Linked DNA regions of Mus musculus: region 2 is linked to region 1. A link is a loop called in an ENCODE intact Hi-C map of the cell type or tissue named here. Cell type or tissue: heart. All regions are shown on one strand.

Evidence for each region. A loop is a pair of places that touch in the nucleus more often than their neighbours do. Peaks named below come from ENCODE experiments on the same cell type or tissue, not always from the same donor. Only the 100,000 strongest peaks of a DNase experiment are listed, where the experiment ranks them.
Region 2: it touches region 1 in a loop (2.2-fold over the local background); 5 of 42 quality-filtered maps call a loop at or near these places.

What each region holds. Positions count from the first base shown.
Region 1 is chr9:100,542,749-100,550,748 of GRCm38, forward strand. It overlaps Nck1 (non-catalytic region of tyrosine kinase adaptor protein 1), which reads right to left and starts at 3,386. Exons shown (of 4, transcript NM_010878.3): 1 at 3,247-3,386. It overlaps Gm46139, which reads left to right. Exons shown (of 2, transcript XM_017313741.1): 2 at 2,709-8,000. The coding sequence ends at 3,356. It also overlaps a transcript of Slc35g2 not described here. In heart, CTCF peaks have their summits at 3,119 (motif pointing right), 3,329 and 5,757 (motif pointing right); DNase peaks (open chromatin) are centred at 2,853 and 3,463; H3K4me3 peaks cover 2,917 bases; H3K27ac peaks cover 2,361 bases.
Region 2 is chr9:101,065,701-101,073,700 of GRCm38, forward strand. It overlaps the pseudogene Gm46140. Among named protein-coding and RNA genes, the nearest start is that of Msl2, 5.1 kb to the right of the region's middle. In heart, a CTCF peak has its summit at 4,266 (motif pointing right); no DNase peak of the experiment used is centred here; H3K4me3 peaks cover 979 bases; H3K27ac peaks cover 1,132 bases.

The sequences.
Region 1 (8,000 bases):
CTTCTTAGGGGGCTACAGGACTCAACTACACAGACAATTGAATTTGTTAACACTTCTAATATATGGAGTCTGAAAAATACAAATTAAAAGGTCATATGCCCGGAATCCCAGCTACTGGGAGGCTGAAATCAGGAGATGGAAGATCACATTAGAACAAAATTTGAGCAACAATTTAGAGCAACGATTTGAGAGCCCACCTCAAAATAAAAGTGTTGGATCTCTAGGGGGAAAACACAAAATGAAAATTACATATTGCACAAGGTAATAATATGGTATCATAAAGAACACATGACACTTGAATAAGATGACTTTGAGTCTCAGCTCTGCCCCAACATCAAGATGTGGACATGTCAGTAGATATTTAGCATGGATTTCACGTTCTCAATCTAGAAAACAAAAGGCTAGATTCCAGTGTTTCAACAACGTTCCATGATATCATGACACAAATCCATATAAAATTAAAAAGCAAGGGGAAAAAAAAAGTCAGCTGGGGAAAGGATGTTTAAGAAAAAAGCACAGCAATAACTACACAAGCAAATGTCATCACAAAACACACCGCTCTGTGCGCTAACTTAAAAAGAAAGAGGGCGTGCGAAACAAACAAACAAAGACTCAGTTTAACATAGGTAACAGAAAATCTTGACAACCTTCACTCAAATCACAATTAAATTTCTAGGGACTGGAAAGATGTCTCCAGTTAAATTCAAGTATGGTTCTTGCAAAAGATCCAAGGCTGATTCCCTACAACAGGAGGCTTGTGACCCCCTGTAAGTATCTGACACTTTCTCCTGGCCTCCCTTTTCAGGCACCTGCCTCTTGTGCACATATCATGCCCTCAACATACATACAAGCACACACTTTTTAAAAATGTTTAACAATATGTAAAACAATGTAACTCTGGATGGGTGTCAAGATGCCTCTGTAGTTAAAGGTACCTACAGCCAAGCCTAAAAACCTGAGTTCACTTCATGGGACCTCTGTGGGGGACAGAGAACTGACCCCTCACAAGCTGTCCTGACTCTGGGTGTAGAAAATATAATAACCAATCACTTTTTTAAAAAATAGAACTTTAGACTGATGATACACCTCAAAGGTTTATGAGAAGCCATTGGTCTCACCCCAAAACTGAGGGAAGGCAAAAGAGACAGGAGAGGGAAAGAGAAGAGAGGGCGGGGAAGGGAGGAAGGAAATTAAGGAAGAAGGAAAGCTTAGCGAACTTTTCCTTTGCAAAGTTAGTAGTTTGCAGAGAATGTTTCTGTATTAGGACAGATGGCTCAGTGGTTAAGAGCTCTTGCAGAGGATCTCTGTTCTGTCCCCAGAGTCCACAGCACATGTCGTACAAAACACTACAAAACACATAAAATAAAAATAAACCCTTAAAAGACTGGAATCTAGAGGAAAGATATTACTAGTGTCTAAACAGTGAAAAATATGTTCAAAGTATTATTTTAAGATCAGCACAGGCAGAACACATTTGAGATCCTCCAGGCAGAAAATCCAGTTAGAGTTACTGAGTAGTTCAGAAACTGAAAAACAATATATAAGAATACAAAGGTAAGATTTTTTTTTTAAAGAAAACAACTACAAAAAAACAGTACAATGTTAAGGTTTATGTCTGGGTTCCTGAAAGCATGCTACTAATGTATCGCTAATGAAAGACAGCTTGGAGGCGTGGGGCATCAGTTGTGAAGGGAAGACTTTGAAGTTCTATTTCCTTGATAGGTTAAAGTGAGAATCAGGCAGGCCTGTCAAATTGTCGTCAAACTGTTGGATTTGTTAAATGCTCAGTTCACGTTTCCTCCAATTTTACTTAACAGTGAAATAATCATTTGATTTTCTGGCATTGAAAGCATCCATTCTTCCACATTGCCAGAGTTAATTCATTTTTTTTCAAGTTCTCCTGAGAAGGAATTTATTTACAATAATAATCACAACAAGCCTTGAACTCTAGAACGAAGTTCTCAAATTAGAAAATCAGCAGCATAAACTATCACTCAATGTTTAATAAGGCAATACATTAACGTGTCGACTTATTAATACACGGATCTGTTGGGCTTGGAAACCTAAACAATTTAAAATGCTTGCTGGGGAGGCAAATCTTTTCAAACATAATGCTCATACATACAGCGGAGACATCAACACAATGTACGCTTTAGTTACTCTAGCCAATTCCTACAGAAGTTTTCCCAGAGAAAGCACCACATGTGGCCACGATGAAAAAAAAGTACTAATCAACCAACGCATACGCTTTGACTTAACTATCACGATGTGAAGAGAATATCTATTTAAAAACAAGACTGAAAATGATCAATCAAAACTTTCTCCTTGGACTATTTCTCTGTTCATGTTGTGACGTCGCTAAAGGCTGAAAGCACACAATTGATTTCCAGGTGCTTAAGAAACCGTTAAGGCTGATTGATCATCATCAAGCTACCAAAGCTTTTGAAAATGGAACGCTTCTTGCAAAACTTGACCCGTTTTTTTGGCCGAACCCTGGATTCTCACTGCTCCCCACCCAAGATGGGGTCAGGAAGTTTTCTTCATCTCGTTCTTTCCTAACTCCTGTGAATTCTTTCCTAACTAAGGGCAGTATTTTTCTTCGGGTGACTTCAGCTCGGCTCGACGTTAACCGGTCATGTTACGGTCCTCAACCCTGAACAAAAAACCAGCTTCCTTCCAACCCAGCTGTTAACACTGAACCGACCTAGCACGGAAACCCGTACGACAACAGTACGAAACCAACCCAGAGGACTGCTTTTCCTGGACCAACCCCACCTCAACAGCCCCCGGACACCCACATCTCTCCTGCTCCGGAACGGGAGGGGGAGGGGAGGGCGCGCCCCGAGGATGTCCCCCCTCTCGGCTTCCTCAGGCTGGCGGCTGGAGGTGAGAGCGCCCTTCCTGCCAGCCTACCGTCCCGGCCTCGGACACCGACACAGACCGCCGACAGGGCTTTCTGCGGAGAACCGCCGAGGCAGCGCGCCGCACACTTGCCTGCCCGCCTCCCCGACCGGCGCTCGCAGCTCAGGCCAGAGGCCGCGGGGTCACCGGGCTGCACCGCGGACACCCGAGCTCCGCCGAGCGGCCTCCCCGCCCCCTCCGCTCCGCTCCGCCGCCAGCAGACGGCGCCCCCGGGCCAACTTCGCCGGGGAAAGAGGAAGCGACTAGAGACTAGCAGGCAGAGCGGACCGACCGGGAGACCGAAAGGACTGTGCGTGTGTCCGCACGCGAGCGAGGCCGTCTCACCTTCCCTCCGCCGAGCCCTCGGCTCCAGTCACCTGAGGACCGCACCGGGACGCCACCGCGGCTGCCCGGATGCCGTTACCGCACGAGGCCTGTGCTGCGCCGCCGCGTAGCTCTCGGAGAGGGGCGGGGCGCGCGCAACCGGTGGGCGGACCGTTGCGGGCAGGAAACCCGCTCCACGCCCAATCTAATAGGCTCCATCGCCTCCTGCGCCCGCCCCTGACGCTTCAGCGGAATGCGCCGCTCCGGGATTGGGCGAGCGGGCTTGTCAATCAAGCGCGGGCCCTGAGTGGTCCCTGAGCTGAGACTGCGCGGCCTTTGGACAGAAGGTGAGGAGCGCCGGGCCCCACCGCCCTGTTCTCCCCTAGCCTCCTCGGTGGCTGCTTACTTTCCGCCTCTCCCACTGCTACTAAAACCTGTCATTCATTTTAAATCGCTCATTAATGTCGAACAGCGGTCCCGAGTTCAACCCAGACTACTCTGGTGCCTGCATCTGAAAGGGCCGACCAGCTGCAGATCTTAGGGACAGGGAGCGACAAAGAAAATGAAGCCTCGGGGGAAAAATGTAAGATGTTTGTTAATGAAAACCACAACCAAAATAAGCTTTGCGAGCAACTTCCGAGTGCCCTGGCGCGTGGGTAGCCTTCATTCCCGGCTTCCAGTCCTGTGAAAAGGACAGTTACTTCTGCCCTAGGGGTGAGTATGGCAGTGGCACAGTCCCAGCCACCTGCCAAGGAAGGCATCAATAAATCGGCTCTCCTTCCTAACTTGCCTTACAGCGACTCATAACCTGCCTCACTATTTCCCAATCACCTTTGTTGCTTAGTGTGGGTGTGGCACCTAAAAGAAACATTCTAGGTTAGGTAATTTTATGGAAACACGAGTTTTTGCCTCCAGCGTAGCTGCACCCATATACCTAGATTGCAAAGTCTATTAAAAGAACTGTTTCACCCACGCCCACCTCGTGCCTAGCACATCATCCTCAACAATCGAGGAATTAATACAGCTTCCTTTCATCTTTTAAAAATTCATTTTTATTCTTTGTGTGTTCGAGTGTTTGGTGTACTTGTGTTATACTTGTGTATAATTTTGCTGCCCATGGAGGTCAAATGAGGGTATAGGATCTTCTGGAACTGGAGTTACAGATGGTTTTGAACCACCCTGTGGGTGCTGGGAATCAAACTCAGGCCCCTTGGAAGACCAGCGCTCTTAATCACTGAATCTCAGCCCCTTCCTTTAGCTATACTACAAGCCCTACCTGTAAATCCTAAAAAGTTGTTTTCTGCTTTTAACTTAATTGCATGTTAATAAATACATGGGTGGCCTGCCCTAGGTAAAATACAAGTTACCTGTAGCCCCTTTTAATCCTGAGTTTAGTTGAGAAAAGTAGAACATAAAACTGGGGAAAGGATACTCTGCCTATTGTTAGTATCAAAAGTAAGTAATGCAAATTATATATTTAAAAACATACATACCGAAGAGAAGGGGGTGATGCATGCAGAAGCAGGTGGATCGAGGCCAGCCTGGTCTACAGATTGAGTGTGAGTTCCAGGACAGCCAGGGCTACCCAGAGAAACCCTGTCTCAAAAAACAAAAAGACAAATATATATATATATATATATATATGCAGAGACAGGTTCAAGTTCTGCAAGTTCAAGGCCACCCTGGTTTATGTAGCAAATCCTAGGACAGTCAAGGCTACATAGAGAGATGCTATCTCAAAAGCAAAAACATACAGGCAGCTGACCCCCATTAACTCCAAAGGAGGATATTTGGGGTAATAAAGGAAATAAGAATCCTCCATATCTTAAGACCTTTCCCAGTAAGCTATTGACAGCTTATATAGTTAGAATGACCTAGTTTAGTGTCCCTATCATACAGTAATGTTTAGGAGGAAGAAAATCCTACCTATCTGCTATCAAGAAGTTATCACAGACTTGATATTGAAGTGTAAACATTAGTGGGCCCTACTAAATAAACTTAACTTCTGGATTTAGTATAGTTATGCTGTTATAGGAAAGAGTCTACCTTGTATGGAAGGTGCTAAAATAGGCACTGCAGATCTTGAGTCCACACCAGTGTCAGATATTGAGATTTAAACCAACCTGTATTATTTCTGTGCTAACCATATCAACAGTTGTATGTAGGGACAGATGGGCATTAAGCCACAATGAGAGGGAAATGTGTAGTAAGACTATTTGAGCAAAAAGAAGGGCTTGGGAGGGAGTTACCAAGTCTAAAGACATTAAGCAATTATAGTAATGTTGATGGAGCAGACAGTGGCTAGATTTGAAGCAATGTGTTAGGAAAGCTGAGGTCCTTAGAGTTTATCCTACAAGAAATGAGAAAGAGTTGTTTCACTAAAGAGTTGTTTTTCAGTACTTTTTCAGTAGATCATTCTGATGTTTTCTAGCTCTTGTTTCTACTGAGAAGCAAGTAGCAATTCAAAAAAAAAAAAAAACCAACTTTCTTTTATGTGTGATGGGTTTTGCTTACATGCAGTTCCCTCAGAGACCAGAAGAGGGCACCAAATTCTGGAACTGAAATACCAGACAGTTGTTAGTTGCGAGTGGGTGCTAGGAACCCAACTCGTCTTCTAAAGACCACAGTGACAGGAGCTGAACTATGACCCTGAAAGGACATTGTACAGCATAAAAATTTTTTAAAAAGGATAAAACTGTAGGCATAATGTTTTTATACACTGTGTTAATCAAATGCTGATTTCTCTGCCCTCATACCTTGTTTCAGTCCAGACACAGCATTGTAATGCTTATACCAAGAATCTCCTGTCTCAGGTTTGTGTGTAAAACAGTTCTTATTCTGTGCCTTGTCAATAAATGCTGATCACCCAGTGGCTGGGTAGAAAAGACAGTCGCACCCACCAGCCAGAGGAAGGAGAGAGGGAGAGAGGGAGATTCAGATCAGCAGCAGGATGGAGGAAGTGGAGCCATGAAGAAGGGGTCTGAAGAGCTGGGTCATTATCACGGGATGGGGCTGGGAGGTAGCCACATTAGCGCAGAAGTTTAGGATAGATCACTTAACTATGGGTAATGAGGCGTAGTTTTAAATAAATCTTGATTTCTCTGTGAAGTTACTGGGGACTAGCATAACATAAATAAATACAGTCACCAGATTAATTCACAGCCACATTTATATTAAAGAAATTTCATTCACATTAAGCCATAGAGCAAGGGGGAGCAGGGTAGGCCATACCGTTGTCCAATCATACTTTGACATAAGGATTGAACAAGGGAGTGTCCATCCATCAGGACTGGAGTTGGTCCCTGGGCCTGGGAACAGGAACTTGTTTGACGCTGCCGACAAGATGGAGAAGTTGTCCTTGAGATGTCTGGACTCAGGCAACTGTTTCCTTACGACAGAAGCTGTTCAGCTACTGGGAATCCCCAGCTCCCCTGGGACCTGGGACCTGGAATTTAGTTTCTCTGTATAGTCGAATGGAGTCTGAAAATGAAATGGAGTCTGAAAATGAAATCCTTAGAATGAGTTTCTCTAGCTTGTTCCCAACGATGTCTATGCTCACCCTTAGCAGGTTACACCCAAGATTACATATGTGGACATATGCTGCCCAGGGTCTTACTGAATCTCCCAAGCTGGCCTCAAATTTAGGAGCATCCTGCCTCAGCTTTCTAAGACACTGAGATTACAGGCTTATAGCTCTATGTCTGGCTCAGTTTGCATAATGTCTGTTGATATCTAATGTCTAGTAATCCCTGAAAATCTTAAGTATCAACACTTCCCAACGCTGGCTACCTTGCTAATGGATTTGGATTTGTTTGGAGATAATTTAGAAACATTTTATTCAGAAAAACAGAAATCACATTTTACCACAATGGAGGAAATTTAGGATTATGTGTTAATGGACTGAAAAAACTGACGCCAGGTTTGGTGGCTCATGCCTGTCACCCCATTATTGGGAGGATCACCCCAGGTTCAAAGCCAGCATGGGTATATAGTGAGACCCTGTCTCAGAGGATCACAAAATAAATAATAAAATAAAATAAAATGCAGGGAGGGGCCAGAGATGACATTGAGGTAACCCAAAGGAAGTTGCTTTGTGGATCAGCTACCACCCCTAGGGCTAGTGAAAAGGGAGATCAAGTCTGGACTAAAGCACTTGAGCAGTAAGGCATGACCCAGCTGGGATATAGCTCAGACCTCCAGGAGGAAGCTCTCAGGTTGGCTCTTCTACTGCTCAGGGAATGATGTGCAAGTAGAATAATGCCAAAAGTAATCCCAAAAATAAGGGTAAAATCAAGTCAAACAGCAAATGATAAGGCAAGTGGAAAGAGGGAAGTCCCTCTCCTGCCATCTAATCTATTGACTTGTTTGCTTTGTCAAGTATGTGTGTGTGTGTGTGTATGTGTTTGTTTATTTGCAGTACTGGGGGCTCAGTTTTTGCCTTCTAATCTCCCCCTGTTGACTTATTTGCTTTTATTTATTCGTTTATTCATTAATTTGCAGTGCTGGGAGTTGAGCCTAAAGCAGCTTGCTACATAGTATGAGCTATATCCCCAGTAGACTTTCTTTTTTTTGAAAACCAGTCTGAGTAAGTTGCCAAAGCTAACCCTGAACTTTGTGATCCACCTGCCACAGCTTCCCAAGTAGCTAGAATTACAGCCCTATGCCATCGGGCTCAGCCCCTCTGTAATGTCCTTTGTAGGCAGAACCCTGTGAGAGATACTGGTAGCATCAGAAAAGTGAAACATGTGGGGCTGAGCCTTAGCATCACATACGAA
Region 2 (8,000 bases), 520 kb after region 1:
AGGACAGCCAATAAGCAAGGCACTTTGTTGAGGTTAGAATCAGGGAGGATGAAGCCAAAGATGTAAAATAAATGGGTGCTAAGATTGCTAAGTGTTGTTTAGATGAAATAAATGCATTGAGTATGTTGATCTGAACAGTGTCATAGGGAAATAGTCACAGGAATGGAAGTGAAGTCCCTCCCCTGAGGTGCTGACCCTGGCCTGCAGGGGACTCTGACCTCCAAACAGCAGGGAATGGAGGAGGAAGCCTGGTAGGTCCTAGAGGAACCAAGAAAAGGACAGAAGCGGTGGCCTGGATCAGATCCTGGTTTAATTTCATCTGATGATGGGTTTTCTATAAAGTATTGTTCTGGGGCTGTGAATATTATCAGATGGCGGGTACTTGCCTGGCATGCACAAAGCCCTGGGTTGGATCTCCAGCACCACATAAAACAGTGGAGGACAGTTGGAGCATGCCTGCAATCTCGGCATTCAGAGGTGGGGGCTGGGGAATCGGTTGGTTGAGGTCAACCCCAGCTGCACTGGGAGAAAGGCCAGTCTGCATTTAGCTGAGTTTTTTTTTTTTTTTTTTTTTTAAGTATTTATCTAGCTAGTCTCTGAACTTGTACATTTAACTTGATTTTAAATTAAGCTGCTGGCACTTCCCTGTAGATTGAGGTTGTCCGTTGTTCTCTATTGTAAGTGCAGGTTAGGCATGTGCTAAAAGTCTGGTTGGCAAAGGTGTAATGGTGAAGGTGATGATGAGCTAGGATACTGGGCCAGAAGGGAGAATGAAAGTTAAGACGTTTGAAGAGGGAACATCACTGCAATGCAAATTTGGGGGGAGGAAGAAAAATTAGAGGACACAAAACACAACCCATGAGAATAAAAATGCTGTAAGGAGTTAGAGGCCGGCCTTGTCTTCAGAGCAAGTTCCAGGACAGCCAGGGTTGCACAGTTTCCTTTATTTTGTTTGCTAACTTTAATTTTCAATTTAAAAAGTGATTTTTTTTTTTTAAAAGAAGTGGATACTGGCAGACAGGGAAGGAAAGCAGACCACTATTTCAGAATTTCAAAAGATCCTAACCCTTCAGAAAGTCCCTTGTATTGCCAGCCTGGCCTTTGTTTTTTTTTTTTTTTGAAAGCTTAATGTCAACAATTTAATTTACTGTATCCAAACTGTTCGAGTGCAATCAATACATGCTTGTGTATGATATTCTGAGAGAGTTTCAAGTCCATCTAGCCTGTGGGTTTCATTAAGTAACTTAGATTTGACATTGATGAAGATGAAGGGAGAATTGTCTTAAAGATGGCCAGTTTTATGACCGTTCCTAAGAAAAAGACTAGCGTTTGCCCATGCCTGTACTGGCAGCTTCTCAGACATCAGAGTTCTAGTAATTTGACAATGACCTAATTCCCATGCTCTTCAAACCCTATGCCAGGCAACAAGAAGGGCAAAACCAACCAACTAACCAACCAAACAAACAAAAAACCAAAACCTCAAAAGCCCACAAAACAAAAACAAACACAAACCCCCAAACAAAACAATGAGAATAAAGACAGGGCACAGAGCTGGAGAGATGGCTCAGAGGTTAAGAGCACTGACTGCTCTCACAAAGGTCCTGAGTTCAATTCCCAGCAACCACATGGTGGCTCACAACCATCTGTAATAGGATCTGATGCACACTCTACTGGTGTGTGTCTGAAGACAGCTACAGTTTACTCATGTAAATAAATACATAAATAATTAAAAAAAAAAGACAGGGCACATATTCTGGCTTTTCAGCAGTTACAGTGTAAAGAGGAGACAACAGGATGAAACCAACAGCTACACATAGTGTGGAAGTTGTGATGAAAGGGGCGAGCACTTGGTAGGGATGGAGATTGGGACAGGAACACTTAACTTACCATAAGTGTGCACAGAATAATCAGAGCCATTGTATTTTCTACAATCTCCCTATGCTGGCTAGTTTTTTTTTTTTTAAAGATTTATTTATTTATTAATTATATGTAAGTACACTGTAGCTGTCTTCAGACACACAGGAAGAGGGCATCAGATCTCATTACGGATGGTTGTGAGCCACCATGTAGTTGTTGGGATTTGAACTCAGGACCTTCGGAAGAGCAGTCAGTGCTCTTAACCGCTGAGACATTTCTCCAGCCCGTGCTGGCTAGTTTTATGTCAACTTGATACAAGTTAAAATCATCTGAGAGGACGGAGCCTCAATTAAGAAAAACACCTCCATAACATGAAGTTCAGGCAAATCTGTAAGGCATTTTCTCAGTTTTTTTCTTTCTATCTATCTATCTATCTATCTATCTATCTATCTATCTATCTATCTATCTGTCTATCTATTTCATGTATGTGAGTATTTGAGCTTACAGGTATGCCTTATATGTATGCACTACCATGCCTAGTTTTGATAAATAGATATTCAGTGGGCATGTTGGTTTATGCTTGTACTTATTCTCAGCTACATAGTGAGGTCGATGCCAGACTGGGTATCATATGAGACTCTTGGGGGAAAAAAAAGTATGGGGCTGGAGAGATACTCAGCTAGGAGCAGACATTTCTCTTGTACAGGCCTTGTATAAGATCTGAGTTTGGTCCCCAGCATCCACAGTAGGAGGCTCACAAGTGTCTGTAGCTCTAGCTCCAAAGAAATTGGAGGCTATACCTTTGGCTTCTGTGGGCACTTGCACTCACATACACGTAACCACACACACACACACACACACACACACACACAAAATTAACTTAGTTCAAAACATGTACTTGTTATGTTGTCCAGGTTTGTCTTGAATGCTTGCCTAAAGTGATCTTTCTGCTTCTGATTTCTTTCTTTTTTTAAAAAAGATTTATTTATTTATTATATGTAAGTACACTGTAGCTGTCTTCAGACACACTCCAGAAGAGGGCATCAGATCTCATTACAGATGGTTGTGAGCCACCATGTGGTTGCTGGGATTTGAACTCAGGACCTTTGGAAGAGCAGTCAGTGTTCTTAAACACTGAGCCATCTCTCCTGCCCCCTGCTTCTGCTTTCTAAATGTTGGAACTACAGGTGTGTGTGTATACCTTGCCTAGCTATATTTTTACTTTTCTGTGGCTGTGATTAAAAACACCACAGTCGAGGCAACCTATGACAGAGTTTATTTGGGCTAATGGTTCTAGGCTTAGAGTGGAGACAGCAGGTAGCAGTAGCAGCAGCCCAGAGCTCACATCTTGAACTCACATCTTCACACGTGTGAAGCAGAGAAAGCACACTGGGAATGGAGTGAGGCTTTGAAACTTCGAAACGTGCCCCAAGTGAATACTTCCTCCAACAAGGCTACACCTCTTACACTTCCTACACAGTGCCATCAATTGAGAGACAAGTGTCCAAATGCACAAGACTATGGGGTCATCTTATTCAAACCACACCAGCCTTATAATTATTTTAATATCAAAATAGTATTCTATGAAATAGATGTATGATAGTATAGGTAGTGCTTCAAATGAGAAATTTGGATTGAATTAATTACAATGACATAAACTCATAGGAAAACACAGGGTTTATTTACCAATTTTTTTTTAAGACAAGGTCTCACTGTATAGCTGTGGCTGTCCTAGAACTAACTCTGTATGTAGACCAGGCTGGCTTACAGAGATCCACCATTCTTTGTCTCCCAATTGCTGAAACTAAAGGAATGCACTACCATGCCTGGCCTATTTATCAACGTTTTGAGGGAGCATGAAATATATATTTATTGAATGTACTATAAACTGTTACCTCCATATAGACCATGGTTTCAACATTAGATCATTATACATTCCTAATCAAGGAGGTGATGTATCTGGAACACTGAAAAGTTATTTTTTAAAAAGATTTATTTATTTATTATATGTAAGTACACTGTAGCTGTCTTCAGACAGCAGAAGAGGGCATCAGATCTCATTACAGATGGTTATGAGCCACCATGTGGTTGCTGGAGTTTGAATTCAGGACCTTCAGAAGAGCAGTCAGTGTTTTTAACCGCTGAGCCATCTCTCCATCCCAAAAAGTTATTTTTGTTTTGTTTTTTGTTTTTTGAGACAGGGTTTCTCTGTATAGCCTTGCCTGTCCTGGAACTCACTTTGTAAACCAGGCTGGCCTCGAACTCAGAAATCTGCCGCCTCTGGCTCCCAAGTACTGGGATTAAAGGCGTGCACCACCATTACCTGGCAAAAAGTTATTTTTATGTGTATGAATGTTTTGTTTACAATTATGTCTGGATACCATGTGCTTGTAGTACCTATGGAGGCCAGAAGAGGGCTCCAGATTTCCCTGGAGCTGTCATGTGGGTGCTGGGAACTGAATTGGAGTCCTTTGTGAAGGCTAAGAAGTATAACTATCTTACTAGTAAAGACAACATTTATTTAACAGTGACATGTATCTGTGCTACTTTGACATATGGCTATTAAGTATCATATAGACTATTTGGACTTAACAATGTAATACATTGTTTCAACATAACACATTGTTTCGAAGGTAATACAATGTTTCGGTGTAATACAATGTTTCAATGGAATGAATTCTTTCAATGCGATATATTGTTTCTTTACACTTGAGGTTCTGTGAAAGGACAGAAAGACTGAAATTACCAGGAACCAACCACCAGGTAGTAGAGGCACATGACTGTGACCCTAGCACTTGGGGGTGGGGGATGGAGGACCTGGAGCTCAAGGTTATCCTCAGCTACATTTCCAGGCCAGCCAGTAAAACCTGCCACGAGACAAGAATCTTTAGGAAAATCTAACATTATAATGAATTAGGAGCAGTAGAACTGTTGATTCTGAGGCTTTTCCTCCTCCTCCTCCTCCTCCTCCTCCTCCTCCTCCTTCTTTTTTCTGAGACAGGGTTTCTCTGTCTAGCCCTGGCTGTCGTGGAACTCGCTTTGTAGACCAGGCTGACCTTGAACTCAGAAATCTGCCTTCCTCTGCCTCCCGAGTGCTGGGATTAACAGTTTGTGGCGCCACCACGCCTGGCTTTTTTTTTTTTTTTTTTTTTTTTTTAAAGTACAACTTCCATTTTATTTTTCCAGGGTAGTTTTCCTTCTGCCCTTACAAAACCACCTCTTTACATGGGTTTTGGTGGAGGTCGCGGTGCAGGTCTGAATCGTGGTGGGAGTGTCGGGTCCTTCCCGGCTTCACGGGATTGATTCCTGACGACCTTGCTAGGGATGGCGTAGCTCACGAAATAATGCAGCTTGATGTAGGGTTTGGGAAGTACATAGGCATCGAAGACATTTGCTTCAGATAGGTCTCTGACAGCAGTGTCTTCTACAATGTTCCGAATGACAAACTTCTTAATGGCCTTATCCTTGGGCACGCAGTTCGTGCAGCAAATTGGCTGCACATGCCACGGCCCTTTTTGGCACAACCATTGTTTCTTCTTTCTTTTTCTTTTTTTTTTTTTTTTTGGTCATCTTGGAGCCAAGACTCGAAAGAGGGGCTTTTCCATCTTTATAAGCTATGAATATTGCCAGTTGACCTTAAGAAATATTGTATCAATTTATAACCCCATTAGCAGGACTATTAGAATGCTGACCCTGGAGTCTCTGCATGCCTGTAATACCAATATTCAGAGCCTGAGGAGGACCCAGGATTTGAGGTCAGCCCGGGTTACCAAATTAGACCCAGTCATCAAAAAAAGTCAACATACCTTAGGTTGCCAGATAAAATGCAGAATGCTGTTGAATCTCAATTTCAGATAAACAGTGAATACTAAACAGCCTGCACTGAAGATTGTCGGAGAAGATGAAAATCTACTTGGATGCCAAGAGGAAGCCAAGGAGACAGTGTGTCTAAATTAATGTGGTCTCCTGGAACAGAAAGAGGGTCTTAGAAGAAATTTAAATGTGAATGTCGATGTGAATATGAATCAGAAACACCTTTCTGGGCTCATGTTTTGAATACTTGTTTCCCAGATGGTCTGCCCATTTTGGGGGTCATTAAGGAACTGAGACCTAGCTGGTAGAAGCAGGGCATTCAATGTAAATTTTTGGATGTTAGACTCCGTCCCTTGTTCCTGAAGCCCTGTTTCCTGGCTTATGTGGTATGAACAGCCTGCATGTGGGGACCCCGTCTCCCCCACTAAGATGAACTGAAACCCTCTGAAACCATGAGTGAAATAAATCTTGTTTCTTTTTGGAACTGTGGTCACAGCTGTGTGAAAGTAACTCAGGCAAAAATATGGGTTTTAGTTATTGCTATCATAGTGATTCATTAAATGTGAGAAATATACCACATAGATAGATATATGATGCTAATTATAGTGTAGAATATACAACCTTCTCTGAAATAATGTTGTAAATCACAAACTACTTATTGTAAAATAGAGCATTTATTCAGATAACTGGCAGTTTTACACCCAGGCTGTATACATTGGCTGTCAAGTAATCACTTGCAAGACATTAACCGGATTTCCCCCTAAAATGGCTAATATATAAAAAGATCTTAGGTGGGCACTCTTTTTTTTTTTTTTTCCGAGACAGGGTTTCTCTGTATAGCCTGTCCTGGAACTCACTCTGTAGACCAGGCTGGCCTCAAACTCAGAAATCTGCCTGCTTCGGCCTCCCAAGTGCTGGGATTAAAGGTGTGTGCCACCACGCCCGGCTAGGTGGGCACTCTTAATGGGCTTGACCTTTATGTGATTTTCCCCCTAAATATTTAGGTTAAGCAATTCATTTTCTATAAACAATCCATTTGATTCCTGTTCAAGCGAGGCTCAAGCAGGCTAATAAAAGAAAGGGGTACAGTTCAAGTTGATGTGCTCGTTAGTGCCATAATCTATTACCAGTTGCAACCAATTCAGAAGCTGAAAAAAGAATGGATTTAACTCTGACTCACACAGACCATCAATAGAATTAATCTTAAATTGGGGTGTGCAACTCCCAAAGATTTTAAAAATCTAGTTACAGGGGGAAAAAAATGCCTGCAAGTAGTCTGTTTCCCAGGGTGACGACTCATCTATGCTGCCTGCCTGGATGTAAGCAGTCCTGGGCTTTTATCCTTCAAGTTTCTCCTTTGGAGGAGAGCAACCTGCGTGCAGTGGAAGAAGACCTAAGAGGAACCTGGAATAAAAATAGATCTGTATAACGGTTTTGTTTGGAAGTGACCTTAGAAAATAGCTATCATAAAGAGAAAATGGCAGATGGAGCCTTTAAAATGAGCTAATTTTAGAATACATATCGTTTCCCACGTGTGACTACTAAATACATCCTCCACAGCTTACTCTGCTGATATATAAAATTAAGAAGTTGGATTCTTACTGGTACTGTATGTTAGGCTTTACTAAAAGAAAAACAAAAAAACAGAATCTGTCTTCAAGTCGTAAGATTGTTTGTGTTTCCTTGATAACTTATGGGCCAGTCCCTAAAATTAGCATTTTGGTATACCATAAGCACACATATGTAAAAGGTTTGCACACCTCATAAGCTTCACTTTGTGAACGTGTACAGCGTTAGTATGTGCAAAAAATATCATGTCGGAAGAGCAGTTTCTATTTGTGCTACCCAAAAACGGGTTTGTATTTTGAGAGGGGAGAATCACGCTGTTAGGCTTTATTTATATCCAAGTGTCCTCAGCCTTCTGCAAAAAAGGCAAAAGCTTTGTGTGTGCGTGTGTGTGTTTTAATGCAGAACAACGAAGGACTCAGACACTTTCGGACTCTACAGAACCAGAGCATACATCGCGGGCTGTGTCCACGCACAAGGGCAGGCTCGCTGGGGACCTAGAGGAGTGGCTTTCAAACTTGTGGGCCAGCGCCTAGTCCACGGCCCGCCACGCGCTAGGTTCCGGGAGGAGGCCGGCGAGGCCGGGGCTGGGCTGCCATCCTCCCACTGGGGTCAACTCCGGTCCCCGAACACCCTCCCCCCACCTCCGCCCCACGGCGCGACGCGGGCAGCCCACGCGAGGGGAGACCGTGCCCGCTACCCCAATTCACCACAACCCACACGCCTGGGAGACCGGATTGGAGAGCACGTGGGGGAGGGGCGGA